7 separate regions of the Mus musculus genome follow, and regions 1, 2, 3, 4, 6 and 7 are each linked to region 5. The links are chromatin loops, found by intact Hi-C in ENCODE. Cell type or tissue: left cerebral cortex. All regions are shown on one strand. Links, peaks and the distances in the headings refer to the core of each region. The heading gives the core; the rest is flanking DNA.

Region 1 (4,391 bases), core at 213-4,212, 210 kb before region 5:
TAAAAGTGCGAGCTGCAAGTTCCAGGGAACCTGTGGCTACAGTGGGGGTGGCAGGTGAGGCAGAACCCTTCATGATATAGGTCTTCCTGATGTGGGGCTGGAGGAATGGCTTAGCGGTCACTAAGAGGAGCACTGTCTGTTCTTCCAGAGGTCCACATGGGTGGCTCACAACCGCCTATAGTATGATCGGATGCCTTCTTCTGGCATGCAGGTGTACACACAGAGTGAGCTCTCTTATACATAAAATACATAAATCTTTGTTTTGTTTTTGTTTTTTTTAAAGATCTTTCTGCTGTTCTGATTCTCTTGTCTTCCCTAGGGCTGTCTTCCTCTGGACTTTCTGCTTAGTCCCCCAAGCGGCTGCTTCTCCAGTACACGAGCCACCTGCTTACTTTGGTAAAAGCGTTAGGTTCCAGGTAGGCAGCAGTTACAGTTTGGATTGAGATATCCTTCAAGCTCCGATCTCCAAGGCCTGCCTCCTAGACGATGGATTGGTCCACTGATTGGTTCATAGCTGCATGGGCTATTAGGGATTAGACCTAGTTGAAGGGAATAGGTCACTGTGAGTACAGGACACTTTCAAGGTTATTTCTTGTCTCTGAGACCGCTCTGCCCTCTCTGCTTCCTTGCCACTGTGAGATGAGGAAAGGAGGGTGGGTGTGGTCTCTAAGGCAACCTTGTTTGTGTCCTTTGGCATGAGGTTCTCTGCCTTGTTGTAGGGCACTGTCCTTTCCTCTTCCTCATGCCTGAGCCAGTGCACTAAGACGTCCTGACTCAGAAAACGCCCCTACAAGCAGTGAAGCCGTGGACACTGGTTTGTCAGTGGTGAAACACTAACACCCTGGGTCAAGGCTCACTGAACTCCTGCTGCCTTGAGCATGTTGAGTCCCTTTTGGACTGAGTTCAAGACCAGGCACTTTAAAAAGGGAGGGAGAACCTCACTGGAGGGGGTATAGAAAAATTTGTTGCTGTTGTTGTTGCTATTGTTGTCATTATTCTTGTTTTTTGAGACAGGGTTTCTCTGTGTAGCAGTCCTGGTTGTGCCGGAACTCGCTCTGTACACCAGACTGGCCTCAGACTCACAGATCTGCTTGCTTCAAGCCTCCCCAAGTGCTGAAATTAAAGTCATGTGCCACTACACCCAACTTTATTCTTATTATTTTATGTGCTAGCTTTTGGCAGCCATCTCTACGGCCTCGCAGTCCTGCCTTCACAGTGCTTCCCAAAGGCTTTATTTATTTATTTATTTACTTATTTATTTATTTATCTATCATTGGCTGGTGTACGTGTGTGTGTGTGTCTATGTATGTATGTATGTATGTATGCATGCATGCATGCATATGTATGTGCAAGTGCCTGCAGAGGCCAGATGAGGACATTAGAGTCTTTGGAGCTGGAGTTAAAGACTTTTGTGAGCCTCCCAGCGTGGATGCTAGGATCTGAACTCAGGTTCTGCTAATTGAGCCGAAAGTTCTTTTAACCATTAAGAGGTCTCTCTAATCCCCAATGACTGTTCTTCATGGTCTTAGCAATCTTCACCTTCATACAAAAGTCTTCTCTTTCCAAACACTGCTCTGGGAGGGCGACTGTACTGGTGATGCTTGTGCCAGCCCTGCCTGCTCAGCTCCTGATCTGGAGAACCTGGAGCCTCACTGCTGTGGTTTATCTCTCTGGTGTCATCCTCAGACAGGCGGCCTGCTTTCATGAGCCCTTTGGGGCCATTTGCTCAGCTTTTGCTATTGCTGTTGCAACGGCGTTTTGTGTCTGACCTCCTGGCAAGCTGTAGTTCATTGCTAAGGAAGCTGCCAGAGGCTAAGCCCAGCTGAGGGTCCCAAGCTCATGAAGAAGGAAAAGAGGTTGGGAGTGGGCTCTGAGGCAACCTTGGTCTTTCTGAGTCAGAAAGGGAAAGCAACCAGCTTAGCTGGCATTTTTGGAGCGTTCCCCGATGGCAGTGATGGTTATCAGTGTCATGGTTCAGTCCTCTTCAGCTCACCTAAACCCCACTGCCCAACAGACTTGACCTCCCAGCAAAATGTTGTAGCTCTCTTCAAGATACACGCCATCTGAAGTAAGTCTCAAGACAGCCCTGAGTGTGCGACACAGATTCATGCCTCCATTTACAGGTCAGCGCCCTGGGGTATCAGTGGGCCTACCCCCACTTTCTGAGTGTTTTCCTTATTCTCTTGCCCAAGCCGGAGGCAGCAGTGTGTACACTATGCCAGTGCCCCATATACTGACTCTTCTGATGCTTAATCAAACAGCATTAATCAAATAGTGTTGGAAGAATGTTATGAACACTGAACGCTTTCATTTATCAAGTCCCTTTATTACATGGCAAGAAAATACTTCTAGCTCTTAGAGGCAAAGTGCCATAAAAATTAGACACATGGCAGTTCCTACCCACTTCTCTTCAGGGCCGTTCTGGTTACAATGATGTCACTGTTAGGCATTCAGGCATTCAAGGATGTAGCAGCCTTTCTACCGGCAGCTTAGGCAAGTCAGCGCCGTTCAGTGAGATTAGCGTCTTGAACAAAGAGAGCCCGTGTTCTGATCCCAGCTGGCTCACTGTACATCAGTGGTGCAGTCATGTAGCCTATCTGGCTTTGAATTCCTCTACCCATGAAGAAACTGAAACCCCATGTTCTCAGGAGTCACGCTGAAGACCGGTGTAAACACTTCAGGTTCACACCAAAGGCCAAAGAAAGGGCAATCCTTACAGTTGAGTCACATGTTCAGAGAACCACAGGGCTAGATTTTGAAAAATCCTGTGAGCATCATAGAATATATTCACACAAACTAAGACAGCTGCAATGTCCCTAGATGACAGAGTCTCCGGGACTGCCATCTTGTGTGCTGTCTGCTGCTTTTTGAGACGTTATACAGCGTGTGACTGTAATTTTCTGTTTTCCCCTTCTTGGGAGCCAAGGGAAGAAAGATCTCTCCCTAACTCTGCTTTGCCAGAATCCAGACAGGAACTCTTCTTTCTGAAGTCTATCCTCCCCACTGTCACAGGGGCAGACGATACTAGTACTATCAGATTGTATCCACCCGTGTTTCTGCATGGGCAGCGCATCCTTAGGAACAGGCAGCTTGTCTCTGAGGCAGGTTTCCTGGGTAGATGCAATTATTCACCCAGCTGGGAAGAAATGAATACTATTTATGTCCTCCTCAGCTAACTGCCTATTCCTCCACACTCAGATTTGAAAATAACTGGCTTGGTTGGCTCACCTGACTTCTAGGCTCTGGCTGTCTCGGTCCTTGAATCTCTTGATAAGCCGGACCTTTGCCTGTCTGGGCCTCAGATCCAGTCGCAGCAGGAGTCCTTGAATTAGAATAAAGTCACTCTGCATGCAGACAACAGGCTGTGCATCTCAGGAGTCCAGTAGGCTCCTCTCAAGTGCCCTTCCCCACCCCCCACCCCCACCCCCCAAGATGACCTCAAGGGGTTTCAAGGTCCTGTCTGTCCTGGGCTGACAAGTTACTGTGTATGTTTCCTCACCAACCACCCAGGAACAGTCCTGTGAAAAAGTGCTGGTGACGAGTCTACACTTAAGCCTACATTTGGTGGGAAACAGCCAGACATGATTGGCAGCGTCTTTCCTAGGTGTGGAAGGGAGGGCTCACATGTATTCCAGGTATTTGTTGTTAAGGGCCTGGCTCTATGGTCTTAGATCCAGTCTTCTATGGTTTTAAACATCTTTATTCAGCTCACAGATTCTCCTCATGGATGCATCGCACAGCACTGTGTCTTCCTTGATAAGAATAGCATGCTTAAAAGCACACATTTGCACTTTATTTTAACTGCCCTTCTTAATACAGTGATTTTTGGAGGAAGGATTTTTTTTTAATGCTACAGAGTTCTTTGGGGGAAAAAAACGTTAGAAATAGATACTTGAAATTTTTCACCCAATAAATGAGGCTTTACTGGTAATTACTATATGCCAAGCTTATAAAAATGAAACGACACAGACTCTCCTTGCAGAAGCCCATGCTCTGGGCTGGAAAAGTCACATGCTAACAAGTACTATAGCTGTATCATGAAGTGTTCCCTCCAAGGGAAGCTGCTATGGTATTCTTGGAAATACAAATGTTTTCTTCACTCGTTTTCCTTTTCTGAAGAGGCTGAGCTGCTGCAGGAAGATCTACACCCGCCCAGTTGTGTTCCATCAGGGATTCTCAATTCAGAGTGCCACAGATCCTCTGTGCCTGTAAAAATGCTTCCAAGCAGCAAGCAGCCCCTGAACTGGCTGCTGTTCCCAAGCGAGGTGGCGGCAGCTCTCAGCCTCCTGCGGTCCATGCTGCTGCTTCCCTGTGCTCCTCGTGTTAAGTGCTTAGCTGTCTACTTAGCTCATGAACAATCTGTTCCCTAGCCCTGAGGCCTCGGGCTCCAG
Region 2 (4,391 bases), core at 191-4,190, 590 kb before region 5:
TTCTTTTATTTTTCCTCACTTGCAATAATAAACTTTTTTCTTCGATTATTATAGTTACATTAAGCATGTAAAAATATACGAATATAACCTGTTGAGTGTGTTTTTGCTGTTTGTGTGTATATGGTCTCAGAGCTGATCTCTTTGTATTGGGTGACATTCATAGGAGAGGTTAATTTTCTTTTTGTACAGTCATTAGCTGCCTGCAGTTCTTTGTCTAGGGGTAGACTCTATTGAGATGTCCTATTGCCTTTGTTCAGGCTTCTTTTATGCAACAGCTTCTATGAGAGATTGTTTTGTAAGCAGACATCCTGGTATTCTAACTCTTCCAATTTTTCTGCTTCCTCTTCTGAGATGTTCCTTGAGTGATAGATGCAAGAGCATCTATGATATAAATGTGAAGTGATGTAGATGGGGCCGGGCTTCCCACAATCCTTTGATCTCCAAATTGTGTCCAGTTGTGGTTCTCTGTGACAATTCTCATTGGCTGTTAAGAGACTCTTCCATGATGAGTGGTGATAGTTACATTTACCCATGGATATAAGGATACAATTTAGAATGGGATTAGAAATTATGTTGCGCTAGCACAGTTATGCTATGTAGTAGATTCTCTTCTAAGACCCCTGACCTCACTACCCCTGGGGAATTTGGCTAGGTTCTAGTAACAGGCATGGTTTACCTCTTGTCCAGTGGGCTTTGCATCCAATTAGACAGCTGTTAGTTACAACTGACTTGGGAGTGCCGTTTACTGTGTCTTTGTGGCTCTCTTGCCTTGCTGGTCCTTGTTGTGGTTCATAGGTGTCATTGCTGGGTGGGGCTGAAAATTGCTTCCCTCCTTTGGCAGCTTGTGTAGCGTTGTCTGGTAGCATGGAAGCTAGCCACAGGAAGGAGGCTTTTAGATCAGATCCAGCTCGAATGGTCTGAGTCCTGTGTGTTAAATGTAAAGTGTCTTCAGCAAGAGACTTTCCTTCAGCCTTTGAGAGGTATCCAGGGCCATAATAGTTTATGTTGTTTTGGAATTCCTTGGAATGCTGTGATTTTATGATTTTACATTTACCTAAAATTATACACAATAAGCATAACTGTTTTTATACATATACACATACATCATATACATATACATGAATCTATATTTAATTTCTATCTCTATATCTTAAAAGAAGTCATGCTACTTGGACTGACAGTGCTCCTCACAAGAACCACAGACTCACCAACCCCTCAGTCCCAGGCAGGAGAAACCTCCTTTTGAATGGAGGAGAGCATTTCTTTAGAAAATATCCTTGGTAGGAATATTCTTATCTCAGAGTGTGCTCGCTCACCAGTAACTGAATTTGGTACTTACACAGTCCTGCAACATTTCCTGATGTTCCCAATGACATCGAATCCTGTGGTCCATTTTCCTTAAGAACTTATTAGAATGTAAATAAAAGTAAACAGGGCTTGGTTTTCTTTCCCACGAAATCTATTCCGTGAAAGTGCATAGGATTAGCATTTCTTTCTCACAGACGCGGAGGGTTTAGTGGGCAAATAATAGTGGTACCCTGATTGCATTACTCAGGTCATTGATTTGGGCTCAGTTGGCACAATATATTCATGTCTGTTGTTTTAGATGACATCACTGACGGTGCCGCTGTCCATACAAAGTAGAGAAAAAGAAACTCATGCATAATCAGCAGCCTTTGTATACAAACTGAAGCGGTTTGCTGGCTAGTTATCTTGCAGCCTCCCTAACACTTTCAGTAAAAAGAAAATGAAACATCTCACTTTATCTCTGGTGGCTGCGTTACAGGGGCTCCCACATTGGTTGTCTTTTGTGTAGTATTCATAAGTTGAAGTTTTCATGCCTGCACCTGTATGTCACTGTAACTATTGAGTCTGAACGCTGCCACTCAGATTCCAGTTTTACAAATCGAAAGGAACATTGTATAGAGACCCAAGCTGTGATCCGGAGTTACTGAAGACTTTGGTGTTTATTCGTATGTGAGTGCCGGAGATGGGAGGAGCTGTTGCCAGTAGGATGCATAGTTCTCCGGGGTCTCTGTGCAACAAGGAGCAACGGGAAGCCATTTCTGTGCTTAGATAGTGTTTGGTTGTTAATGGTTAGTGTCTCAAAAAAAAAAAATCACCAGTTACTTTTAACTTTGCCATTGGGTGAGAATCTCTTAGGCTGAGAATGTGAGTTAAAAAAAAAAAAATAAAAAATCTGGCCACTTATTCTTCTCTTCTGCCTGCAGAGGGCAGTAAGGAGTAGACATTAAAGAAAGCACTTTCTGTGTTTTGTAAAAACTGTTCCCACAAAGAATTCATGGAAGTAGGACATGCAGGCGATAGGATAGCAAAATTTGAATAAGGCAATAAAGAGCAAAGAAAATTAAATTGCATTAGAAGGTTACACTAGAGTACGTTTACTAGTTAAGATGGTAGTTTTTGACTGGAATTTTGATATAGTTCATAGGGACACCTTGCTTTTTGAGACATGGTCTCATAGTCTAGGCTGACCTCAACTCACTATGTATCAGAGGATAACCCTGAACTCTTGATAGTATTCCTGATCCTCCTGCCTCCACCTCCTGAGTGTTGGGACCACAGGTGTGCTTGACCACGCCTGCCTTGTGTGGTGCTGGGGACTGAACCCAGGGCCCGTGCAAGCTGGACAACTGACCAACTACCAACCAACTCCATCCCAGTCCTTCATCTTAATTTCCAAAAGTCAAGCAGTCATGGGCATCCCATTTAATGTCCAGGTGAAGCAGGTCGGACAATTTACTTCAGAGCTAGAGGGAAAACAAAGCATCAGTCAGCTTTAGAGGAAGACTGTCAATCAATGGCTGGAGGCCTGCTTTGCCTTGTGAACATGTAAGAAGTTACTTTTGGATGTCTGAGAGATGGGTCAGTGGTTCAGAGCACTTGCTACTCTTGGGGAGGACCCAGGTTTGTTTATGAACCCCCACATGGTGTCTTACAACCACCTGTAACTCCAATTCCAGGGAATCTAATGCCCGCTTTTGGCCTTCTTACGCACAGTACACATTTAGTGTATGCATGTACACACACACACACACACACACACACACACACACACACAATTTTTAAAAATAAGTATTATTTTAAAGGAAGGAAGAAATTACTTTTTGGACAAGAATGATTTTCAAACAGCTACAATATTAAAAGGGGCCGTATGGATAATGTCAATTGTGTGTGAATTCTATATCCCCTGTGATGGTATAATAATTGATGGAGACTTGTTTTCAGTTGCTTAATTCATTCGGTTTGGTCATCCCACATTTAAGCATTCAAAAGTAGTTCACAAAGATGAGAGGCCCGGGAACATCTTCTAAAAGATCTTGTGCAGTTGATACCCAGCTTCCTGATCCTGAAGAAGGAAAGATGTGGACAGGAAACAGAATCTGCTTCCTAGTGCTCAGAGTAACTGGAGGTTTCCCAATGATTTCTCTCCAAAGTGAGCCTCTCCCTGCAGCTCTACCGACAGCTGTGCTAAGAAGAAGTGCAGCTGGAAGAGGTGCCCACGTTTTACAGAAAGCAGACGGACGCTGCCTTTCCACTTCAAAGCCTAGAGAAGTTTTCTTTATCAGTGCTTAGGAAGATGAATTGGTGATGAGAAATTGGTTCATGTGAACTAAAACACATAGAGCACTGGAGTAGGATCAGAATTCTAATTTAGCTGTGAATAATAAGATGTACTGCCGTGACAGGGAGTGGAAAATCTCACATAGGGCACGACTGGCACATCTCACCCTCCAAGCGCAGGATACGGGAGCATAGACTGCCTCTATTAGCTTACTGTAGGAAGTACTCAAAAGCCCTGTGTGATGACAGACGTTAGCGTGGTGCTCGGTGGATGAAGAATCAGAGCAAAGGACGGAGGAAAAAAAACCCTGTATTTCTGCAGTGAACACTTAAATATGACCCTAAGTACTAACAATGAAAAACAAGAAATCCACTCAACCATGTCCTTACAGAAAATGTGATATCAAAAAAAAAAAAAAAAGAAAAGAAAAAAGAAAGAAAAAAAAAAGAAAATGTGATATCAGATTGTTTAGGGAAATTTCTTAAATTGTCTCTTGATTAAAAAAAAAGTCTCAATCCAACTCCCAAATAAAAACAAGTCCTCAGAGATAAGGCAGGTCTAGTATACTCTCTAGATATTTGCACTCTGCTAAAGATTCGTCTGTGACCTTGGCTTACTTCACAGTGTCCTAAGGAATTCTCTCACCTGGGTGTTTGAGAAGTACTGCATAGCAGGATAACTCCAGGGATAGGCTCTGTCAAGAGATGTAGAGTATTCTATATTATTGATCAGAGATGCTATTATTTAGAGATCAAAAGAGCAAACAGCGAGGCTACTTTTTCTTCTTTCCTTGTTCTTTTAAAAA
Region 3 (4,391 bases), core at 122-4,121, 180 kb after region 5:
AGACTCACTTGAGCTAACCTTATCCCATAGTAGACATTTATTATCATACATGTATATATTAATATATGTTATTTCTACTGTTAAGAGAATATTTTGAGGTAATGCAAAATATAAAGAAATATTTAAAGCACTTACATTTTATAGCCAAGTTGAGAAAGAGTATGGCCCACTGAAACTTCTGAGTGGTTTCTATGTCTGTCCAGTTTTGTCCTAGGGGAGGGAAATGGTTGGTGACAGTGGATGACTTTGATTCGCTCTTTATTGCTGTGACAAAACACCATGACCAAAACAAACTTGGAGAGGAAAGGGTTAATCCAGGATGAGAGTTTAGATATGTGTCTCCAGTACTTTAGGGACTTAGATATTCTTGGTACTCAGAAAGAATTAGTATCTAAGAAGTGTGTATGGTCAAGTCTTCATGGTTACATATTCTTTGGGAGATCTAATGCCTTACAGACAGTGACTCACAGCAGCTCTGAGATAATGCCATCCTAAAGTATTTCTGTGGCAGCACACATTCTCCAGGGTTTGGGCAGATGTTGAAATGATGCCGATATTCAGGTAGTACTGAGAAATTTTCTTGGTTGTTATCTAAGCTTCTTTTCCCGTTTGTGACAAAATACTCTGACAAAAAACAACTCAAAGGAGAAAGGGTTGATTCCTGCCCACGGTTCTGTGGTACAGTCAGAGAAGTCAAGACAGCAGGAGCTTGAAGCAACTGTTCACAATAAGTCAACAATAAGGTACAGAGGACAGTGAATACTAGTCTCACCATGTTTATCTATGGTCCATTACACAGTTCAGGATCCCAGCCTAGGGAATGGTGCAGCCCACAGTTAAGATGCTGTTTCCTACCTCAATTAACGTAATCAAGAAAATCCCTTACAGGCAGGACCAGACCTGTCTCCCGGGTGATTCTAGATTCTGTCTAGTTGACAATTAACACTAACAATCACAATATTGATTATGTGTTTTTAGGTTGTGTCCTGAATTGTGCTTGAAATCAATTCATGTATCAATATGAGATCCAATATTCATTTAGCTGAAATTTTAGATCTATAGAATTCGAACTTTCATGATTTTTGACACTCCCTTGATTTTATTATTAGACCTCACTTATTAACAATTCTGTTAAGAGACACGTGACATGAATTTATCATAAAGATCACCTTTATTTAGATATATTTATATGTCGGGAATTTCATGCATGTGCAAAAATATATTTTTCTTCTTTATAAGCATTTTTGGTAAGAATAATTTTAAAATTAATCACTCGGTGGAATTAAAAACATTCATATCGTTGTGTAGCCATCCCCACAAACATCTTACTCCCTGTCTGTAAACTTTACCAAGAAGTAACTCCTTATTCACCTTCCCTCACCCCCTGACTACCCACACTTTACTGCCCGTCTTTGTGGTTTTGGCTGTCTAAGTGAAATCATAGAGTATGTGTCCTTTTGTGATAGGCTTGTTTCACTTAGCATACTGTCTCCGAGGTTCATTCATCTTGTGTCAGAATGCCTTTCCCATTTAAGCCTGAATAATACCCTATTGTGTGTATTTACTACATTTTGTTTATCCATTCATCGGCTGATGGATGAGCCCTGGTTGCTTCCATGTTGTGGCTGTTGTGAACACTGCTGCTATTGAACACGAGTACACGATTTTCTCTCTCTGAGGATGTTTTCGTTCCTTTTTGGCTCTGTATCCAAAAAGGGAATTTTTTTTTCTTGGATCTTTTCTGGCTGCTGATTCTATTTTTAATTTCTTCCAGAACTGCCACATTGTTTCCTACAGGGCTGGGTTGCTTCATACTTATGTTAACATAAAGGTTCTGATATTTCTACACCCTCATGCTTTCGCTTGCTTGTTTGTTTGTTGGGGAGGTAGTCTCTTCTAGCTTTGGTGAGCGTTTCCCTAATGGTTGCTGATGTTTGATAATGCTTTGTGGATTTATTAGCCATTTTATACCTTCTTTGGAGAAATATATATTTTAGTTCTTTGCTCATTTTTAAAATTGGGTTGTTTTTGTTTTTGTGTCCTTAAGTTTTCTGTATGTTCTATTTGTTGATCCTTTTTCATATACATTATTTATTGGTATTTCTCTTGCTGTTTTTTGTGTTGATACTGGGTGGGTTTTTTGTTTGTTTGTTTGTTTGTTTGTTTACAAATGTTTTAAGTTTTTGTGAAGCCCAGTTTGTCTATTTTTTTCTTTATAAGTCCTTGAAGAATAAAACCCAGTGCTATTTGACTCAAGTGACTGCTTTATAATCTGAGTTTGGGACAATGTTCTTCCTGCACGCCAGGTTTCTGTTGTAATGGAAACCTTGCTGCATTTAGATATGGATACATCTCGGCACATTTTGACGAAGTTTGTTAAGTGCGAGGCATTTCCTCCTTTAAAGCATCCTTTGGGAAACCTGACTGAGAAGTGCTGAGGCTGCTCTTTTCAGGTGAGAAGACACTGAGCTTAGGAGCTGCAGCTGTTGGGAGTGTGTGTGTGGGCGGGGCGGGGGGGGGGGCATAAAGGGTGAGCTCATGCTGATTCACTTTTTGCCAGAATACTTTGGTCAATGCAAATTTAACGGAGCCAACCATCCCCTTCTCCCCTTAAACTGTCAGCTAGCATATCCCTCTGATTCTTATAGATAGGGCTAATTGTTTTCTTTAGAAATTTCATATCATAAACATGAGCTATGTCAGTTGCTCTTCATTACCTCCCAGAGGATGAAAACAAACTCCTATTTCTGAAGACACTAAACACTTTGGACACAGGATTCTGAGGATCCAAACTTGATCTACCCTGAAAATCTCCTTCCCCTCTGGTCTATCTTTCATGGTACCAGAACCACCACAGAAACCTCTAAGGGAGGGAAGCAACCCTCGAAGGGACCCTGCCCATCAACGACAACTATGAACCACAAGAACCAGAGTGGCACAGTATTCCAAAGGGTATAATAGTGGTGCTCATGTCTTGGTAGTAACCTTCAGCTATTTACCTGAATGTAAGATCTGATCAACAAGAGGAAAACCACGCCTGGTCCTGGAAACCTAGTCAACTACCTCAGGCTAGTAAAATAATGAACCTTGGAGAAGAACCTACAACTGTCACTTGACTCAACCAGCATTATCCACATCTACATTTTAAATATTTATCCTTATACACAGAGATAAGTAATATGTTTCACCTTAAAGAAAGAACAGATGGAGACCATTAGAGGAAACTACAACTGATACAAATGCAGACAATAAGTGATTGTATGGAGCCCATCTCCAACCAATAGATCTACAACACAACTCCGGTATCTAAGTTTCAGGGATCATAGCAGACAAGGAAACAGAAAGACTGTAGGAGCTAGGAAATCAGGAAGGTTGCTGCGAGACTGCATCTCCCAGAAATGTCACAGAGGCTGCACTCTTGAAGTCTCATCAACGCAGCTGTCTAAACAAGACTTAAACAAGTATGATATCAATACACATGTTAAGAAGGAAAGGGGAGGGCTCATGGGGCCCCAGCTCTAGACAAAAACCTACAGGTGACTAAGGAATTCTGAGGTCAGGAGAAATCGTCTTCCCCAGGGAAGACTCTCCAATTGGTTATCTAATTACTAAGTGGTCAGTCCTGAAATCATATATGTACAAGTAATATTCTGTGGACTGTTTAGATCGCATTTATATTTTGAGATACACACACATACACACATCCCACAACTACAATTAAAGAGAAAGAGGTAGTCAATTTGAGAATGAGCAAGGCAGAATACATAGGAAGAATAGGAGAGAAGAAAGGGAAGGGGAAATGATGTAATTGTATTCTAATTTTAAAAAATCACATCAATTTTCACATTGAAGGAGGGAAACTGTAGCCTTCCAGCTACTGGTGTTCTATTATATGTTAAAAGAATGAAATAGAACCCTTACCACATAGAATCAGGTTATTATAGATCACCCCCAAATTATTTTTTAAAAAATTGAAGCAGCTGACTGTTACAAATATTCCATATCACTCATTTAACTGGCAGGCAAAATAGCATTTCTTGCTGAAGAAACTCAAAGGACCTCCAGGAGGCATGTCAGCTCCTGAATCATTCAGAACTGTTAGCAACGTCAGGATCACGGCAAAGTGTGCGATAAACAGAAGCCACAGCGAGCAGACTGTATCTGAGATTCTTTTGTAGCTGCTGTAAATGACTAAGTGGGAACAAAAGTAGCTGTGTCATGTGATGGATCTGACTGCGATGTGGTGCATGAGTCAAAAGGAGACAGACATAGGTTACTGAGAAGGCCCCGCTGTTTCTGATTGCCACATCAATTATGAGAAACTACTGCCTACAGGGGAAAGACATGAAAAATGGAAACGTTGGGTGCACAGTCATCTTCCATGCCACCAA
Region 4 (4,391 bases), core at 147-4,146, 570 kb before region 5:
CAAAGCCTACCTACACAATGATGCACTTACTCCAACAGGGACACACCTCCTAATAGTGTCACTTTCCAAGGACCAAGCAAACACATTCAAACCACCACAGAAAGGAGAATGAGAATGAGATCTGTAAAAGTTGATATAGATAATAAGGGAGGTCTTTCCATGCCAACACAAAGCCTAGGCCAGAGAGCTATGGACTTGATGAACTCTTTGTGAGAGGAAAAGGTGTGACTGACAGATGGGGAGCAGAAGAAGTATAGGAAGCAGAATGTTCAGTAGCAACAAGTTCATAGTCACTGCAATGCTTGGGATGAAGGCAGTGCCTTGAGCCATCTGGGACAGACGGGCCGGGTCAGAAGAGTCAGGAGGAGCTGGCTCAGTTTTGGTGAAAGACAAGGGATTACTGTGAATGCCCCTTCCTCCACATTACCCACTTGTCAAGGCTGACTAGTGCGCTTGGTTTTCCTGGGTCTGATGGTTCTTAAATATCTGAATTTCAGTTTTAAAACTTAGAAGGCTCCAGGGAAACAAATAATGTTGTCACCCTACAGAAAGAATCTGAAGAACACAGGTCTTCAGTACTTCAGTGGTCCCTAAGCAAACTTCAACCTACAATAAGTAAACATGCCTATGTGATTTGCCATGACCTCCTTAATAAAGGAGCTACCTTAACTTGCTTTATTTCTTAATGAAGTGCATAAATTATTATCTTAATGATCGGAGATTATTAGAGTGATCACATTACAAATTGTCTGGGAGAGCTCATGTTGTGAGTAGTGTCCTCTTTGTTCTCAGAAGGGGCCTAATTAATTTGGATGAGAAGTTGGAAGACCACTGTCCTGGTGTGTGTGTGTTGACTTGACACAAGCTAGAATTATCTGAGAAAATGAACGATTGAGAAAACCCTTCTATAAGATTGCATCTATGGTATTTTCTTGATTAATGATTTATGTGGGTGGGTCCAGTTCTCAGCAGGTTGTGGGGGTGTGCCATCTCTGGGTCCATGGAACCTGATGATATAAGAAAGCAGGCTGAGCAAGTTATCGAGAACAAGCCGGTAAGAGCGTATGGTTTCTGCTTCGGTTCCTGTCTCCAGGTTCCTTGGCTGTGACTTGGGAGTTGTAAGATGAAAGAAACCTTTTCCTTCCCAAATTGTTTTGGTCATGGTGTTTTATCATTGCAATAGACAGTAAACTAGGACACTCACTTGTCTTTAACAAGATGGCCTTTCTACTTCTTAAACAAAAGTACTGTTTTTTGATCTTGGCAAAGCATGACAAGTTTCCTTATTCCCTGAGTTTCATGGTGTGCTCTTTTGAGATGAGCCTCTAGTTACCATGTTTAACAAAAATTAAAACCATCTTCTGTTCAGAAGTACTTGGTCACCATTCCACATATGCAGCCAGAATTTTTCATATACACAGAACTCCCTCTGTAGCTTTTCATATTTGACCATCTCACTATTTGATGAACTATCACAGAGTTTTAAATGTTGCTTCTAAAAATTTAAACAATTTTTCATAACTCTGAGTAAGCAATAAAATCAGAAGTTGAAAGGGGAATATAATATAAGAGCCAAGAGTCAACACTGATTAATTTAAGTGGAAGGTGGAGGGAGAATTAAGAATTACTTAATTAAGGAAAAGTTTTCATTTTCTTTTTGACAGAGTCTCATGTAGGCATTAAAGCAACGTTACCCTTTTTACATGTATGTATCTTACTTTATGTGTATGAATGCTTTGCCTTCAATGTGAGTATGTATACCACATGTTTTCTTAGTGCCCTTGGAGGTCAAAAGAAGACATCAGATCTCATGGAACTAAAGTTATGGATGGTTGCGAGTGGCTGCGGGAATGAAACCTGGGCTCTCTGCAAGAGTAGAACCTGCTGAGTGATCTCTCCAGCCCCTAAAGCAGTGCATTTCTGAGCAAGGAATTAATGATGTAGCATATACTTAAACAATTACTAATATAACAACAGACAGGATTCATCGAGAGAGTATATATGGCATCTAAAGAAATTTTCCCAAATAAATCACTTTCCATACTGTTAGACGTAACTTCAGCTGTGGTTCACATTTCACAATGAAATTGAATGTTTCTCCTCACATGCCACGCACATTACTACCACTGTACACACTTTTCCCATTTTAATGAAAGTCACTGACCACTAGAGGGAGAAACAAGAAAAGCTTTGCAAAAATTTCATACATACAACAGGTGATTTAAATGCAAGCAATGGAATGTGCAGACTGTGGAGTATAGATTCAAGGCTGGCCATTAGCCTTGAACACAATACTGATAGGAGAGGGCTTGCATCTGTGAAATCCTGCGGAAATAACTTAATAGAGTGGTGCATGGCTGATTGGCTTGGTTATATTTTGGTTTAGTCTGTGCCTTTGACTAAGGAACAAGTACAAAAACTTAACCTGTGGAATTGGGTGAGTGAAGAGAGAATTAAATGCTGCAGATTTCAGAGGTGGGGACAGTGGCAGGTAGTTTAATATGAATACCATCAAAACAATTTCCCCGCACTTCACAGTAAGTGTATTTGATGATTAATACTTTTTTTCAATTTGTTTATTAGATATTTTATTCATTTACATTTCAAATGCTATCCCGAAAGTCCCCTATACTCCCTCCCGACCCCCGCTTCCCTACCTATTCACTCCCACTTCTTGGCCCTGGCTTTCCCCTGTACTGGGGCATATAAAGTTTGCAAGACCAAGGGGCCTCTCTTCCCAATGATGGCGGGCTAGGCCATCTCCTGCTACATATGCAGCTAGAGACACGAGCTCTGGGGGTACTGGCTAGTTCATATTGTTGTTCTACCTATAGGGTTGCAGACCCCTTCAGCTCCTTGGGTACTTTCTTTAGCTCCTCCATTGGGGGCCCTGTGTTCCATCCAATAGATGACTGTGAGCATCCACTTCTGTATTTGCCAGTCACTTGCCTAGCCTCACAAGAGACAGCTATATCAGGGTTCTTTCAGCAAAATCATGCTGGCATATGCCATAGTGTCTGCGTTTGGCAGCTAATCATGGGATGGATCCCCGGGTGGGGCAGTCTCTGGATGGTCCATCCTTTTGTCTCAGCTCCAAACTTTGTTTCTGTAACTCCTTCCATGGGTATTTTGTTCCCTATTCGAAGGAGGAATGAAGTATCCATAGGTTGGTCTTCCTTCTTCTTGATTTTCTTGTGTTTTGCAAATTGTATCTTGGGTATTCTAAGTTTCTGGGCTAATATCCACTTGATGATTAATACTTAATATCATAAATATATCAATGTTAAAAATAGTTAGATGGAATCAACTATTTGCAAGTTTCTTTAATCTTAAATAATTCATATGAATAATCCATATCAATATATGAATTTATGAAGACATAATTACTTGAAATCTTGTTTTGTTTGTTTGTTTACTTGTTTATGTCTTTAGAGACAGAGTTTCTCTATGTAACATTTCTGACTGCTCTGGAACTTGCTTTGTAGACCAGGCTGGCATTGAACTCACAGAGATCTGATCACCTGGGATTGAAAGCATGTGCCACTACTCCAAGGCCTAACTTACTTATGTTTTTATCTTCTTTTAGTTAGAAAATGTCTTTGGAACTTTTTCAAAACAGGTTTATTGTGGTTTACAATTCAAGGGTTTGACCATCACTACAGGGGAGTCATAGTGGTGGGAGCAGGAAGCATTTGGTCACAATGCACCCATAGTCAGGAAGCAGAGAGCAATATTGATCCCTGGCTCCTGCTTTTCTTTTTCTCTCAGTTCAGGACTCCACTTGACAGAATGATGCCATCCACATTCAGGGCAACTCTTCCTCTCTCCACAAGTTCAATCTACAAGCTCCCTCAACGTCCTGCCCAGAGGTCTGTTTCCATGGCAACTTTCCATCCCATGGAGTTGACAATCAAGATTAACCATCACAACAACACAGTTAACCACCCCTTGTCAATTTGACACTCAGACCATCACTCTGAATGATAACATCCAACTGCTGCCTCCTAAAGTCTTGTTTTCAAAAATACATGCAGAACATCTCTGGGACTCTCAAAGTCTTCAGCCACCCAACATTCAAAAGTTCCCTGAATTACTTTTTATTCTTTAGTTGTAAGGGAAACATAAAATATACTTCTCAACAGAAAAATGTTGAAAATCTACTTACTGCCAGGAACTCAGGATATTCTAGGTGGACTGGACATGAGTGTTTTCTTGAGAAGGAGTTGGCTGGGTTAGCAAGATGGCTCAGATGGTAAAGCTTCAGGTTGAAAGCCTGGCGTCCCGAGTTTAAACCCTGGAACTCACATAAAGGTGAACGGAGAGAACGGATTCCACCAATGTGTCCTCTGACCTTCACAGGTGCACATGGAATGCATCCCCCTCCCTCCCAG
Region 5 (4,391 bases), core at 249-4,248:
GGGAGGGACTGTGAGGAGAGGGAGGGAGGGAGGGTCTCAGAGGAGAGGAGAAAGGGGAAGTTGCAATCTAGATGGAAAGTAAATAAATACAAAATTATCATAAAAGGCAGGCTAATAGAAAGTTACACCAAAGCATTTTTAAAAAGCATCTAATTGGAAATTTTAATTCAATAGACCTGTCATTTTCACTCCTGTTTTTCCTGGGGGAAGAACAGTGTTTTATTACTTTTCAAAAGTTGTTAGAAAACAACCAACTTTCTTTTTTTTTTTTTTTGAGACAGGGTTTCTTTGAATAGCCCTGGTTGTCTTGGAACCCACTCTGTAGACCAGTCTGGCCTCGAACTCAGAAATTCGCCTGCCTCTGCCTCCCGAATGCTGGTATTAAAGGTGTGCGCCACCACCGCCCGGCTCTGCGTGACTTCATAACCCTTCTTTTTCTGCATATCAGAAAACCGGTGCCAATTAAACAAGTTTTAAAATTATTTTCTCATGCCAAGTTGGAGGAAAGATGGGAGGACGAGGAGAAGGGAAAAAAAAAAAAAAGAAACTCTAGTTAAATTAAGTAGTAACTTGCCTTGTCCTTCGGTAGTTCGTTTGTTAATGAATTGAGACAGTTTGTATAGGTGTTGTACAGGACTATCTTCTGAAACAAACAAAATCTATCTTACCACATTCTGTAATGTCTACTGGCAAAAGATCATCTCAGCTGGGCTTGTTGACCCACACCTGCTCATAAAGGGGCAGGGAGGTCAGGCGACCCTTACCTGAGTATCCACCCTACCTACTGTAGTACGCAATTTTATCCATAACTAGAAGTGGCCTCGCTGAGGGGAGGGGTAGAGTCTGTAACCTAGGAAGACTAAGGGAGTGGGGTGGCTGGGTGGAGAAGTCTTCATCCCGACTGGGTAAAGGCTTTCTAGGCGTAACTTGGGGGGATGAACACCCTGGCTCTGTGAGCAACTCCTCCTTTACGTCATAGAAGGAAGCTCAACTCACCATTCCCTCCGCAGAGTGTCCTTTGGAGGACTCTTCTGTTTGCTGCTGGAACAAGGATAGGCCTTGTCTGTCTGCTCAAGAGAAGGAATTTTAGCTGACTAGCCTAGGCTGGGCTTGTATTCACTATGTAGGGAAATCTGCCCTTGAACTTCTAGTTCTTCTCTGTTTCCCACCCAAGTACTGGGATTACAGGCAGGTGCCACACCACAGCCGACTAATGGTGATAATTATAAGCACACAGGAAAACCTTTGCCCAGACTTCATTCTGAGAAATACTGAAACCACACCAAACTAGCAGTTTCTGACCTTTGTCCCTCATTTTACAGCCCACAAAGCTATGACTTGAACAGCTAAGACTTCGCTGTTATTTAAAATTACAACAAATATTTCCTCCAAGTAGGTATGTTTTACACATTTGTATCATAACAGGGCTAACATGTCATTTAATATACAGGAAAAGGAACGGAAGTACAAGAGTGACTCTGCTATTATTCTACTCCAAAGTGAGCAGTGTAAATCCTTAAATTTCCCTCTCAGGCCAAGTAGGTGGGCTTCCGCCCTTGCATCTGTGTTCCGGATGTTTGGTTACCAGGCAACGTCTAGCGCCTGCCAGACACCTGTGAAGGGGTGCGGCCCCTGGTCCCCGAGCCTCGGTCCTGGACCTAATCGGCGCCTGCGCAAAATGTGCACAGGCAGGCGTTACCTGCGACCGGCCACCCGCAGAGAGTGGACGGGCGTGGCCGCCCAGTCAAACTCGCGGGTCCAGGCCGGGCAGCGCCTGCTGGGAACAGACTGTACCCCAGGCTCTAGAGGACCTCCCCAAGCTTTTGCTGCGTTCCTAGAGTATGGTGCCCATAGTTCTGGGACCGAGTAGGCTATGCTGGGGAGGGGTCACCTGGCGGGTTGGGCATACTTCAACAGGCATTGGACTAGTGGAACATAGGTAACAAGTGTCCTGTTTTAGTGTGTGGGGGGAGTAGGTGATCGAGTCAGGGCCCTGGTCACTTAGCTGCCACACATTTCTCAAGCTCCCACACAGACGTAGGAGAACAGCGAGCCTCCCAGCGTGCCGGATAGCGGACTGCTTAGAGAACTCACTCCCCTCCCCAGGCCTCTAGAGGAAGGCTCTTACCCAACATGCACCAGGAGCTAATTTGCATAACCCCAAGGTAAACCACACGGACCCACGCCGCCAGCGTGATCCCCACTAAGCAGCAGGGGTTCATGAGCATAGCTACACAGTTTCACTGAAAAAACTTTTTCTTTGTTCCCGGGTTTACTGGGAGGCTAGGAGAAAAACGCGGGTCAAAGTCACCCTAACTTAAAAAGTCAGGAATTCTTCGTCCTTATATAGTCCACGGCTAGACACTACGATCGTGCTCGCTTCGGCAGCACATATACTAAAATTGGAACGATACAGAGAAGATTAGCATGGCCCCTGCGCAAGGATGACACGCAAATTCGTGAAGCGTTCCATATTTTGGCTCTGCTTACTATGAACAGGTCATTGGACCAAATTCCAAACAATAACTTTTGACTTCTCCCTCACAGCGTCTCCAAGTCAACCCAGCGCGTCATTCTTAAATCCTATCCTAGCTTTTTACTACTGTATCTGGCCCCTAGTGCTTGTTTTCATCAACTAAAATCTGCTGTTATTAAATTTGGGGAATGCATCATTGGCCAGTGTTTCTTCCAGGCTACATGCAGAGGGGCGCCTAGTGAGACAGATCCTAATGGCAGGCTGTTTTTTAGCTGTTACACACACTCGGGTCTACAAGCCGGAAGAGAATGAACTAGCGACGCTCCTGCTGTTTCCCTATTAGGGCTCATCAATTCATCAATGTAAATTAAAAAAAAAAAAGATTAATAAAGAAATTCATAAACTAAAAAGTCTTCTAAGAGAAAAATGTCATTATTCCCGGGGTGCTTGGGGTTTAGTATTACCTACCTGTTACCGCGAAACTCCATCTTATAAAGATATATACAAAGTTGCCAGCATTGTAAACTAGAATCTCAGTTTACACCCAATGTACTTTATTTAACACTACAGAGAGATAACAAAAATCGAGGTTGCAAAATATGGAACGCTTCACGAATTTGCGTGTCATCCTTGCGCAGGGGCCATGCTAATCTTCTCTGTATCGTTCCAATTTTAGTATATGTGCTGCCGAAGCGAGCACGATCTTAAGGCCTAACCGTGGACTATATAAGGACTCAGAAAATCAGATTCTTTAACTTAGGGTGATTTTAGTGCTTACGATCCTCGAACTCCTCCGTGCACCCTAAAACGAAGGAGAAATTTTTCAGCAGAACTGTGTGGCTAGACTCTTGAAATCCCCCTGCTGCTGAGGGAATTGCGCAGGCAGCGTGGGTCCGTGTGGTTTACCACGGGGGGGGGTATGCAAATTAGAGCCCGGTGCATGTCGGGTAATAGTCTTCCTCTGGAGGCCTAGGGAAGGTGGTGAGTTCGTGGCTCTCTCCCCGCGCGGCATGCCGGGACTGCGGGCGGTGAAGCCTCAACTTCTGTGAGCCGGCAGACTCCGTACCGCACAGCTCTAGACTAGTTGGTTTCACCACTTAAACGTTCTAGGGATAAGCACATTGGAAACAGAAAGTAGGGAACAAACAAAAGTCCCTAACTACCCTACCATTAGTAAGTCCTTTACTATATCTTACATTACAGCAAGTCCTTTCTATATCGCTTAATACTCAGCTCGCTCTCAAATTTACTTGATTTCAAAGATGCCATCTTAGAAATTGTCATAACATAAAGGGCTATACTTAATCTCACATCTTATTTAATGGCGGTATGCTTTGACTTCTATTTTCCAACGATCATTATTCGTTTCTCTTCAGGCTGTTAATTTCCTGAAGAAATAAGATACCTTGTTGTGGGTATGTCTTAGATGTGGTCCATTGTGTTGTTATGGATTTTATGTTGCTTAATTTGTTTATTCTCCCCGTTTCTTGAAAATGTGTAGTTTTGCAGAGGCTGAGAGTTTGACTTTAAAAAAAAAAAGCCGTATGCAATCATGATGGTAGGGCATGCACTTGATATTGTACCTCATCAGGAGCATGTGACGTTGACATGTGAATAATGAAATCTCATGGAGTCAGTATCCTGACACCTCCATTATCAAGCTTTTACAAATCTTCCACCCAATGGTTTTAGACAACACTGATAAACATTGTTCTGGTATGTTCGTATTTAACCCTTGGGTAGAGCACGCTGGCGCGGAAAGCACAGAGTTGGCCACCAGAGAAAGGGATGACAAATGAAGAAAGGGGTGTTGATTCTGAGTCTCTGGATCATTGGATTCCATAACCAGGTGTTTCCCAAAGTTGGAGCTAACAAATTACCTTCTTCGGGCAAGATTGGAGGTGTTTGTTCCCTC
Region 6 (4,391 bases), core at 203-4,202, 96 kb after region 5:
CCCTATTTATTTCTGGAGGCCTAAGAGTTTTTCAGGGAGGCCAGCAGTACTCTATAGCAGGCAGGGTTAATAATTATGCCAAGAAGGGTCCAACAGTCTTGACTCTGGGCCTCTTCACCCCTGCCCCAGTGAAGGAAGCCCAGCTTTGCTCTGTAACATAAAGGAAAAAAAAATTTAAATATTATTAGCAAACCATGATTATTATCTAAGTCTATCCTCCCTCAGACGAAACCCCTGAGCCCCAGAGAGGCTACTAACCCTGAATACACAGAAGGAGCTCTCGGAGGAAATACCATCACTGGTAGATTTCCTGAGCCCCAGGTCGGTGCTCTGGGCTTTGCAGTGGTTCCATGCTGACCTCTCAATGTGTGAGTACCATGTGGTCTAAGATAAGGGAGTCAAGCTCTGTTGTGCTGCTGAGTGTATACACAGGTTTTACTCTTGTTCTTCCCTTCCTTGTTCCTTATTAGGAAAAGCAAGAGCAATCATGACTTCACATCCAAGGCAGGGCTGCTCTGTGGAAGGCTGGATAGTGGCACCTCTTCTGATTTTATCAGTTTTTCTTTACAGGAGGCTGCCTGAGTTCCTTCAGAGCCTCCCCTCCAACCCCACCACCCCCTGTGCTGCTGATTAAGAGAAGTATGGGACAATTAAGAGATGATTGGACAATATAATTGTCTCATTCTGTATTAGGTTTCGGAATTTTGTGCTTTCTCAGAGCTGTAGAGACAGAATGGATGTAGGTCAGCTTGGCTGTGCCTTTCTCTGTCAGTGGCCTGCAAGCCTTAGATGAGTGAGATGGGTAGCTGGTCCACGGTTAGCTCTCCTCAGGGTCACAACATGATGCTTGTTTATGCTTCACACTGGAAAGAAAGGACTGATTTCTTTGGATTTCCTTTCCTTTCACTAACTGGAGAAATCCTCCTGGAGTCTTGTTTTAATGTGCCTGTCAGAGGTCCAGTGGGGGAGGGGAGAGAGTAATAGCCTCCTTGGTAGGCAGTCTTACAGCCTCAAAAAGAACAAAACAAACCCCAAGGGTTGTGAGTGGCAGTCACAAGAAACTTCTACAGGTCTTCCACTTGTTCCAGATTTTAACCCCAGAAGATACTTGCCTTTTGGCCATGTGTAGGAAGAGTTCTCTGTCAGATAGGGGAAGGGTCTCTAGGATCCAACCTCTTTTCACTGCTCCTGAAGGTTAAGTGGTAGCGAGTTCTCCAGCAGCAGGCTCTGTGGGGTGGTGTCTACCCGAGAACACCCTCAGGGCAGACCTAGCTGGCGGAGGCTTTGCCCATGTTCTGACGATTATTAGTCTGTGCACTTTAGAATTAGACTCACTTGGTCAGCTGTTTATTACATTTTAAATTGTTTCAAAATCCATGCTTTGTTCTTTTTCTCTTTGTCAGATGAACTAAACCTCTTTTTAATAACTTTTAAAGAGGTATCGTTACTAGCCAGGGAGAAGAGCGATCAAATTGCCTGATAGGGAACCATGAATACGAGTTTGTATTTTCTGAGTACTGAATCGACATTCCACTTGCACCTTTATTCTCTCAATGTAGAGCAGCAAACGAAGAGGTAATTTTTATTTTGTTTTCTAAAATTATTCTAAGAAATCCCCTTTTAAACTTACAGATTTTAGTCCAATGAGGAGCCCTGTTTCTTTGGACTGCATTTTGCATATTGTCTGCTTCTTACAGGGCTTTTGTATTGTCTCAGGCTCCACTGGAAATGCAGCAAGGATTCCTAGCACATCCCAGTTGCCATAGCAACAGCAGCCTTTCCCATAATGAGCTGCATCATCTGAACTGATGTCACAGCATCATGCAGCAGGTCAAACAAGGCATCTCCTAGTATTGCATCCTACAGATGTGCTGTAAACATCAAAAGGCGACGTTGGGAGCAGGAGATGGTGAGTGTTAAACGTTTGGGCCTTAATTGCGACGCTGTTTTGTTGGTTAGTCTGTGGCGTCTACTAAGGCAGGGATGGGGGGATGTTGTCTGCTTAAAATGGACTGGAGAAAGAAGGGTTGTTTTGCCTAATTCTGTTTTCAGGCTGCTGTGTTAAGACAAAGGCCTGTGAGAGTCGCATAAAAATCAAAATGCAAAGATTTCTTGCTCCGTCTCCGCCTGTTATTTTTAGTATTCTCATGAATTAAAAAAAAAAAGCACAGAAAATTTTCTATTGCAAAAGCCTAAATAAGCTCTGAAATGTGTAGTTCATTGTATTTTAACATTGTAAAGATATGTTTCTTTTTTTATGAGGCAGGGCTAATTGGTCCCATTTGCTTCTGTGATTTATGAAATATTTAGTGACTTGCAGAACGGAATTCAGTATTTACCTCCATTGGGTTTCAGATTCTTCATGGCAAGGAATGAGTGCTGAATAAGCATTTGACATAACCTTATGTGTATGTGAAAGGGGATTCTCTTGCATGTTCAAGAAATAATTTGTTAAAAACATTAAGACTGAAACCAGATGAAATTATCTATGCCTTTTGATTTGTGTGGAATCTCTTCAATTCATGTCCTCCATAGTTAAGAGGCTGAAGCTGGAGTTGCTTCCAGGCTGGTTTGTAACTGAGAGAGGAGCAAGTCTCCCCTCTGCGGCAGTTACAGTCAAGGATAACCCGGGAGAGAGACTCTGGAAAGGCCAGTGGCGCTGCCGCCCGCCCGCCCGCGGGCTCATGCTTAACTCTAGCCCCAACCCAGTGTGATGGATAAATGTCAGGGGCCTTGATGCTTGTTAGGAATGCAAATCTCTGGACCCGGAACCTCAACTCAATTCCAAAGCTCCAGATAAACATACGATGTTTACGTTTAATCCAGGGCTTGCTTTTAAGAATCGTTACTATTTTATTTGCTAAAAACCAGTCTAACAGGTCAGTATGGAACAGGGTATCATTGCCTTTTGTTTTGGGAAATGAAATGAATTTCCTTGGTGCAACTGATTGCTACTGGGGGAGAGAAAGCACATGCCCGTTCAGTTGTTCAATCTGCCGGCTTACAGTCAGGGAGTGGTCCTGTGTTTCAGTGCAGTCGAGCTGATAGTTTTTATTTATACAGTCTTACTGGAAAGAATAGCACCCCCTGAGTTGCTTGTAATTAGTTAAGATTGCTGGAGCCTAAACAGTTTAGATGGAGCCTAAAACAGATATTTCAGAGGAAGCCGGAAAAGCAACATCTCCAGCCAGCTTGCGTTGATTTTTCTCTCCTATGGAGTTGGGCACAGCGGTCCCATTAGGCACAGGCACTAGGCGGAGTGGTACAGCTCGGGGTTTAATTAGTTTGTTTACCCCACACCACACACATGCTACTCCCAGTCTTTTAAGCTTATATTGCTCGCGTGCAGCTATATGGGATGGAAGAGGTCAATTCGGCCTGGCCTTCCCACGAGCAATTAGTAGTATGGATGCTCACTGCCTGCTTTTTGTGTGTGTGACGCATAGTATGAACAGAGAGCTCTGCTGGGACCGTTGGGTGTGAACGCAGCCAAGTCAGAAGCTCTCAGGTAAAAGGGAGGAGAAAGGCCTTAATGGGGGAAGGGAAAGTAGTTAGAACCCCTTGAAGTACTGCTCCCGAGAAGCGACATGAAAAGACTTGTTCAGTGACACAAATTGCTAGGAGTGAAACAGAAGGCAGCGGTTTAGTGGGTTTTCTCCTGGTTTAATTCTCCCCCCTTTTGTCTAACAGTGCTCTCCGCTGCTTCCTCCTGGGTGAAACGTATGGTTACTGGAAGTCACGGAGGCCAGATTCCTTAAGGGCAGTGTTAGAAAAGTGAAGTCATGCTTTGAGGGTGGAGAAGGGCACTGGCGGGTGTGGACTGCCACGCTAGCGGAACATCCGCCCAGCGCAGGCAAACCTGTCATCCTCCCAACCCCCACAACATGCAGCCACAGTTCCTCAACTTTATGCTTTTGTGCTTTTTTTGCTCCAGGAGAACAAAGCCCTGATAGCAAGAGCTGTCACCCAGGGTTCTGTTTCTTGGAGGACCACAGCCTGTGCTGCACTCTGCACTCTGATTAGCTGTGCCTTAATTACTAGCTAAGGCTATTTCAGTTGCGGTAGTTTTAATATATCCCCAAGGGTGTGTGGTGTGTGTGTGTGTGTGTGTGTGTGTGTGTGTGTGTGTGTGTATGGGGGAGGGAGAGAGTTTGTTCTGTGGCTGGATTTATTGGTGCCTCAGTGAAAATTTTCTAGAATTTCAAGTATTTTGCTGTACATAATGACTGGAATATTATCAAAACTGTGTTGCCCATGTGGCCAAGTTTAGACTGTGTAAGTCTCACAAACTGTTAACCTATACTTTTGGTTATGGTTTTGTTACTGACTTACAAAGGTATAATGATTTAAATCTTTCTAGATAGCTAGGCTATAGTGGGACTAATACAGAT
Region 7 (4,391 bases), core at 119-4,118, 100 kb before region 5:
GAACAAATATTTAAATGAAAACCCTAAAATGCCTGACTGGAGTGTTATTCGTCCTCCCTCCTCCTCCCCCCCCCTTTTTTTTTTTCAAAGAAAACGAAGAACAAAGCTCTGGGTGATTTTAATTATCCAGTACAGCAGATGAAGCATTTACATTTTTTATTCCAGATAATAAGAGTAATAGATGTGAGAAGGCTGGGTAATATTTATTCCAGCTCCCACATAGTACCACCAATGAGCTTAAAGAACAATTTCCTCATTTTTTTTTTCTTAAAATATTCTCTTTTGGGCGGGGAGGGTGAATGTTTCAGTTTTTCCCCCAGAAAGCGCTGCGCCCGTTCAGGTTTAAGAATGGCACTCTCTACTCACTGCTTAGTGCGTCTTATCTACAAGCATAGAGACATTATCAGTCACAGAATGCTGGCTTCTAATCCCCATTTTAAGATTTCTATGGCTACAGAATGCCATGCTTTATTTTTAAAAAAGAAATAAGTAACAAAGACAAAGAGCAGTGGCGACTTATATGTTCTAGTGAGTAGATTACTATTAAAAGTAAGCAACGTTTTACGTTTCCAAAACTTCTAAGTCAAGATAGATGATGCAGGACTAAAAGGAATGCCAGGTATGAAAATTGTTGCTTGTAAACCGTGGTAAAATTGGGGGAGGGTCCTTTATTAAGAGCAATGATATTTCAAGTCGTTTCTGCACCTGGTGTCAGATCCTGTAGTTGAAAATTATGCCTAATGCTAATATTTCTTTTATGAGCCTTGATTTATTTGACTTCTCATATGTTACTAAATACCCATGGTTAAAGATTTTCTGGTTGTTTAGAAAATAATTCCAGAATCATCTTAGCATGAGTACCATATAGTACTTAACATTCTATTCAATTCAGGTTAAGGTTTTTAATTGGCTCCAGGCATTGTTTAAGGGTTTTTAGTACAAAGATTTAAAAAAAAAATACACAAAACCACATTCTGTTCAAGCCTAAGTAGGGGATTCGAGCTTCCTCTTCTTAATTTTCTTCTCTCTTCCCTTCTGACTGACTTCTCTGTGTCACTTTCATTGCAATGGTCCTCAGCTTCCCCTATTGTCTTAGTTTGTAAGTATCCTCAGAGCACAGCCTCTGGTGCAGCAATGGATGGAATCAAGGATTTTAGTTATGACTTCTTAAAATTAAGGAGCGAATAACAGAGGAATTAGAAATGTCTTTTCTGCTTCTAAACTATTTTAAGTTTACCTTTGAGGAATAATGAACCGTGGAGGGACACAGGGAAGGAACAAATGAACAGATCTTCTGCTGGAATATTGTGACAGATTTACTGACAAATATTTTCTAACCAATTTGTACCAACAGGCAGTTTTTGTTTTCTTTCCTGACAGAGTGTAAATTTACTTCTGGATGGCAGCAGCTACGCCATTATAACACTAAAAAGCAACCTTGGCTAACTTCGGTACCTTATGTAGCCTATGAATAATTTGAATTTTAAAGCATTTTTATATATTTACTGATGATAAACTATTTTCAGCACAGGAAATGAATCTTGCTCCAAAGAGAAATACTCCCCCCAAGTCACTTTACATGAACCAATGAATTGGAGCAGATTTACTTATTTTTTTTCCTTCTAACATCTCCATTTAAAATTAGGGTGACCTTGGGAAAGTCACAAATAGTTCCTTCAGAGCTTAAAGGCCTTGATTTTCCTTCGTTCAAATTCTCTCTGCCTTTTCACGTCAATGCACAGATGAATAATAATACATAGAAAGCTCAACCAACGTACTCCCAAACGCGTAATTTCTAAGTCTCAAAAAAAGACCGAATGTATTCTAAGGCAGTATCATGAAAGTCGGGAAACAGAGTTGGAAGTTGAGCTTATGGTGAGCCCTTGGGGCTACCCTAAACCATCTAAATCTTGGCGTGTGGCTCAACTTCCCTAAGAATAGCCAGGATCAAGGGCCTGCGTCTGTGTCGTGCCCACGGGGAAAGGACTCCTCTTGCTCACGACTAGCTCAGGCTTCTGTCTGAGTGGCTCCAGGTGCCGGAGAGCGACGCAGCTCAGGCACATTCTTTCCTTTGCATTCTTCAGTGCCCAGAGACCTAAGACTCCAAGGGATTTATGGAGGAACGATCGGCGCCCAAGCCATGCCTTGCAACGGCTAACACAACATTGAGTTCCTTTGCAGGACTCCGAGTTACGGCCAAATACCGAAGGAAGGCAAGGGAGAGGGGCAGGGAAGGCTCGGCGACCATGCTCGGCGTGAGGCGCCTGAAGCGTGGAGGATGGGACGGAGGAGGAGCGGAACGCGGAGAAAGGGGAGAGCGGAGGAAAACCACTCACGCCAATGGGTAACAGGGAAAAGGTGAGAAGGAAGGGAGTAGGAGCGGGAGCCAATGGGTGGGAGAGGCGGAGAAAGGGGGAGGGGCAGAAGCCAATGGGGAGCGGGCCTGGAGCGGGGACGCGGCCCCGCGCGCTCGCGCGCCCCCTCCCTCCGGCGCGGCAACTCGCGCCTCCTCGGCTCCCGGGAGACGAGGGCAGGGGCGGGGCCGAACCGGGATCGCGGCTCGGGAGGCGTCTGGAGGTGAGCGCCGCGGGGCGGGGGAATTCTGGGGCGGGCGGCGCGGGCACGCACGCACGCGCGCCCCCGTGCTGCCCGCGCCACCCCCGGCCGGGTGTGTGTGGCTTCGCTCGCTCGCTCGGCCGCGCGCGCGCGTGCGTGCGTTCCGGCGGTGCGCGCCGGGAGAGATGCTGAGGTAAAGTTCGGGAGAGAGAGAGGGAGAGATCCGTCAGCGCGAGGAGCCCGAGTGGCCGCCATTACTGAGCCCAGCGCGACGGCGGGCGCGGGGGAAGGGGGGAGGGTCGGGGCTGCCGCTGCCGGCGAGCGGGCGGGTGACCGGGCAGCGCGAGCCGCGGGGCTCGGGCTTTCGGGGCGTGTGTGTCGGCGAGGGCGCGGGGAGCGCGCCGGCCGCGAGAGGCGAGCCGAGAGTGGAGGAGGCGGCGGCGGCGGGAGCGCTCCCCAGGAATGTCGCTGCCGCCGCCACCGCCGCGGCCGCTGCCGTTGAGGAGGCGACGGAGGAGACCGGCGTTGTTAGGTAGGACCTCGGAGAGCCCGCTGCGCGGGGCCTGCCTCTCCCCTCCCGCCGGGGACCCTCGGTCGCCGCCGCCGCCGCCGGTTGTAACCAGTTGAAGGGGCTGGGGCCGGGCGCCTGGGTCCTCACAGGCCGGGCCGCGGGGATACGGTCGGCTGAAGGGCAGAGAGGCCGGAGAGGGGGCCGCTTTCTCCACAGGTGACCGGGCCGGGGGCGGCGGAGGCCTGCTGATCGCCGAGCTCGTGCCGGCCCCGCCAGGCGTCCTCTCCCCGCGCCGCCACCTTCACTTGTCCGGGGCTTGGAGGGTTGCGCGGGGAAGGAAGGTGGCGGGGTCGGCCGGCTGGGCTGCTGCTGCTGCTGCTAACGAGTTCCACCTGGAAGGGGGAGCGCGGTGGGCGCGGATCCGCAGACACAGGACCGCGGCTTGCAAACTTAACCGCCTTTCCGGGGGATCGGCCCTTTCACTTTTTTCTTATCTCCTCGGCTCCTCCCTAGGTTCGCCACCACGTTCCCAGCTGCTAAAGCTTCGGGGTAAGGGAGTGAGAAGTTGCACTGCGCAACCCAAACACGGGACTCCGTCCTGTCGTTTGACTGCTCCCAGGGTTGGGGCTTGGATCCCGAGTTTCTGTTGGAATAACCTCTAAAAATTTCCCTCGGTTCCCAAGCAAAGAAAAGTATCGGGGTGGGGGTGGGGAGCAGCTCGGGAGCGCGCGTGCACTTCTCCACACATAAATACACTCCCTCACACCCTCCCTCTCCAGCGTTATTGGGAATGCAAGTGAGGTGCAAGCTCTGGAGAAGCTGAGGCTGCAGGGTGCTAGAAAGTAAGGACAAACTATTAGAACGACTAATAAAATTCCGAGAAAGTTGGAGGGGAGAAGTTCATACTTTTACCATAAGACGGGAATCCAGTTTGGGCCAGTGCTTAGTAAATAACAAGGAAACATACACTAAATCAAAACCAAGATAGTGAGATGAGAGGACTTCCTCAGCCATCTAACCTTATATGTCATCAGCTTATTTTTTCTTTGGGAAGGTAGAAACTAAGGACATTTTTAAAAATGTTCAAGTAACGAAACATTTTTTTTTCTCTGTTTACTAGTGTTTGTGCATGTTGCCTTCCGCAGGTGTGTGAGGTGGGCATTGCCCATTTTACTTAAATCCAAAACCAATTTCCAGTTTGAACAGGATGTTAGGGATTGTTTAACAGCTTTGAGGAGACCCCTCACTTCATGGAAGAGTTCTCTCAATCTCCATCTAAGACAGTTCTTCCGGCAACCATTACATCCAGATGTGACTATTCCGG

The links. Peaks named below come from ENCODE experiments on the same cell type or tissue, not always from the same donor. Only the 100,000 strongest peaks of a DNase experiment are listed, where the experiment ranks them.
Region 1: a loop joins it to region 5, with 2.2 times the contacts of the local background. A loop is called at or near these places in 6 of 42 quality-filtered maps.
Region 2: it touches region 5 in a loop (4-fold over the local background); 5 of 42 quality-filtered maps call a loop at or near these places.
Region 3: a loop joins it to region 5, with 6 times the contacts of the local background. A loop is called at or near these places in 4 of 42 quality-filtered maps.
Region 4: it touches region 5 in a loop (2.4-fold over the local background); 2 of 42 quality-filtered maps call a loop at or near these places.
Region 6: it touches region 5 in a loop (4-fold over the local background); 2 of 42 quality-filtered maps call a loop at or near these places.
Region 7: a loop joins it to region 5, with 8 times the contacts of the local background. A loop is called at or near these places in 23 of 42 quality-filtered maps.

The regions. Positions count from the first base shown.
Region 1 is chr12:52,392,050-52,396,440 of GRCm38, forward strand. No RefSeq gene overlaps it. Among named protein-coding and RNA genes, the nearest start is that of Gm40423, 33 kb to the left of the region's middle. In left cerebral cortex, for the core only: no CTCF peak of the experiment used is centred there; DNase peaks (open chromatin) are centred at 2,561, 3,086 and 3,667; H3K27ac peaks cover 423 bases.
Region 2 is chr12:52,008,530-52,012,920 of GRCm38, forward strand. No RefSeq gene overlaps it. Among named protein-coding and RNA genes, the nearest start is that of Dtd2, 4.2 kb to the left of the region's middle. In left cerebral cortex, for the core only: a CTCF peak has its summit at 2,230 (motif pointing right); DNase peaks (open chromatin) are centred at 1,889 and 2,248; H3K4me3 peaks cover 773 bases.
Region 3 is chr12:52,778,790-52,783,180 of GRCm38, forward strand. The region is part of intron 1 of Akap6 (A kinase (PRKA) anchor protein 6); the gene reads left to right. Among named protein-coding and RNA genes, the nearest start is that of Gm51971, 18 kb to the right of the region's middle. In left cerebral cortex, for the core only: no CTCF peak of the experiment used is centred there; DNase peaks (open chromatin) are centred at 1,686 and 2,429; H3K27ac peaks cover 632 bases.
Region 4 is chr12:52,036,342-52,040,732 of GRCm38, forward strand. No RefSeq gene overlaps it. Among named protein-coding and RNA genes, the nearest start is that of Gpr33, 10 kb to the left of the region's middle. In left cerebral cortex, for the core only: a CTCF peak has its summit at 2,155 (motif pointing right); a DNase peak (open chromatin) is centred at 2,185.
Region 5 is chr12:52,601,416-52,605,806 of GRCm38, forward strand. 1700031P21Rik (RIKEN cDNA 1700031P21 gene) reads right to left here and starts at 907. Exons shown (of 3, transcript NR_045910.1): 1 at 765-907; 2 at 575-640. Gm35239 (a long non-coding RNA gene) reads left to right here and starts at 1,538. Exons shown (of 7, transcript XR_001780617.2): 1 at 1,538-3,649. Gm23296 (a small nuclear RNA gene) reads right to left here and starts at 3,176; the gene lies at 3,070-3,176. LOC115488100 (a small nuclear RNA gene) reads left to right here and starts at 2,373; the gene lies at 2,373-2,479. In left cerebral cortex, for the core only: a CTCF peak has its summit at 2,699; DNase peaks (open chromatin) are centred at 1,679, 2,134, 2,526, 3,145 and 2 more places; H3K4me3 peaks cover 2,870 bases; H3K27ac peaks cover 3,046 bases.
Region 6 is chr12:52,697,534-52,701,924 of GRCm38, forward strand. It overlaps Akap6 (A kinase (PRKA) anchor protein 6), which reads left to right and starts at 1,850. Exons shown (of 14, transcript NM_198111.2): 1 at 1,850-1,909. In left cerebral cortex, for the core only: no CTCF peak of the experiment used is centred there; DNase peaks (open chromatin) are centred at 1,774, 2,599, 3,005, 3,280 and 2 more places; H3K4me3 peaks cover 2,924 bases; H3K27ac peaks cover 2,829 bases.
Region 7 is chr12:52,501,300-52,505,690 of GRCm38, forward strand. It overlaps a transcript of Arhgap5 not described here. Among named protein-coding and RNA genes, the nearest start is that of Arhgap5, 13 kb to the right of the region's middle. In left cerebral cortex, for the core only: no CTCF peak of the experiment used is centred there; DNase peaks (open chromatin) are centred at 2,408, 3,445, 3,565 and 3,805; H3K4me3 peaks cover 2,508 bases; H3K27ac peaks cover 3,324 bases.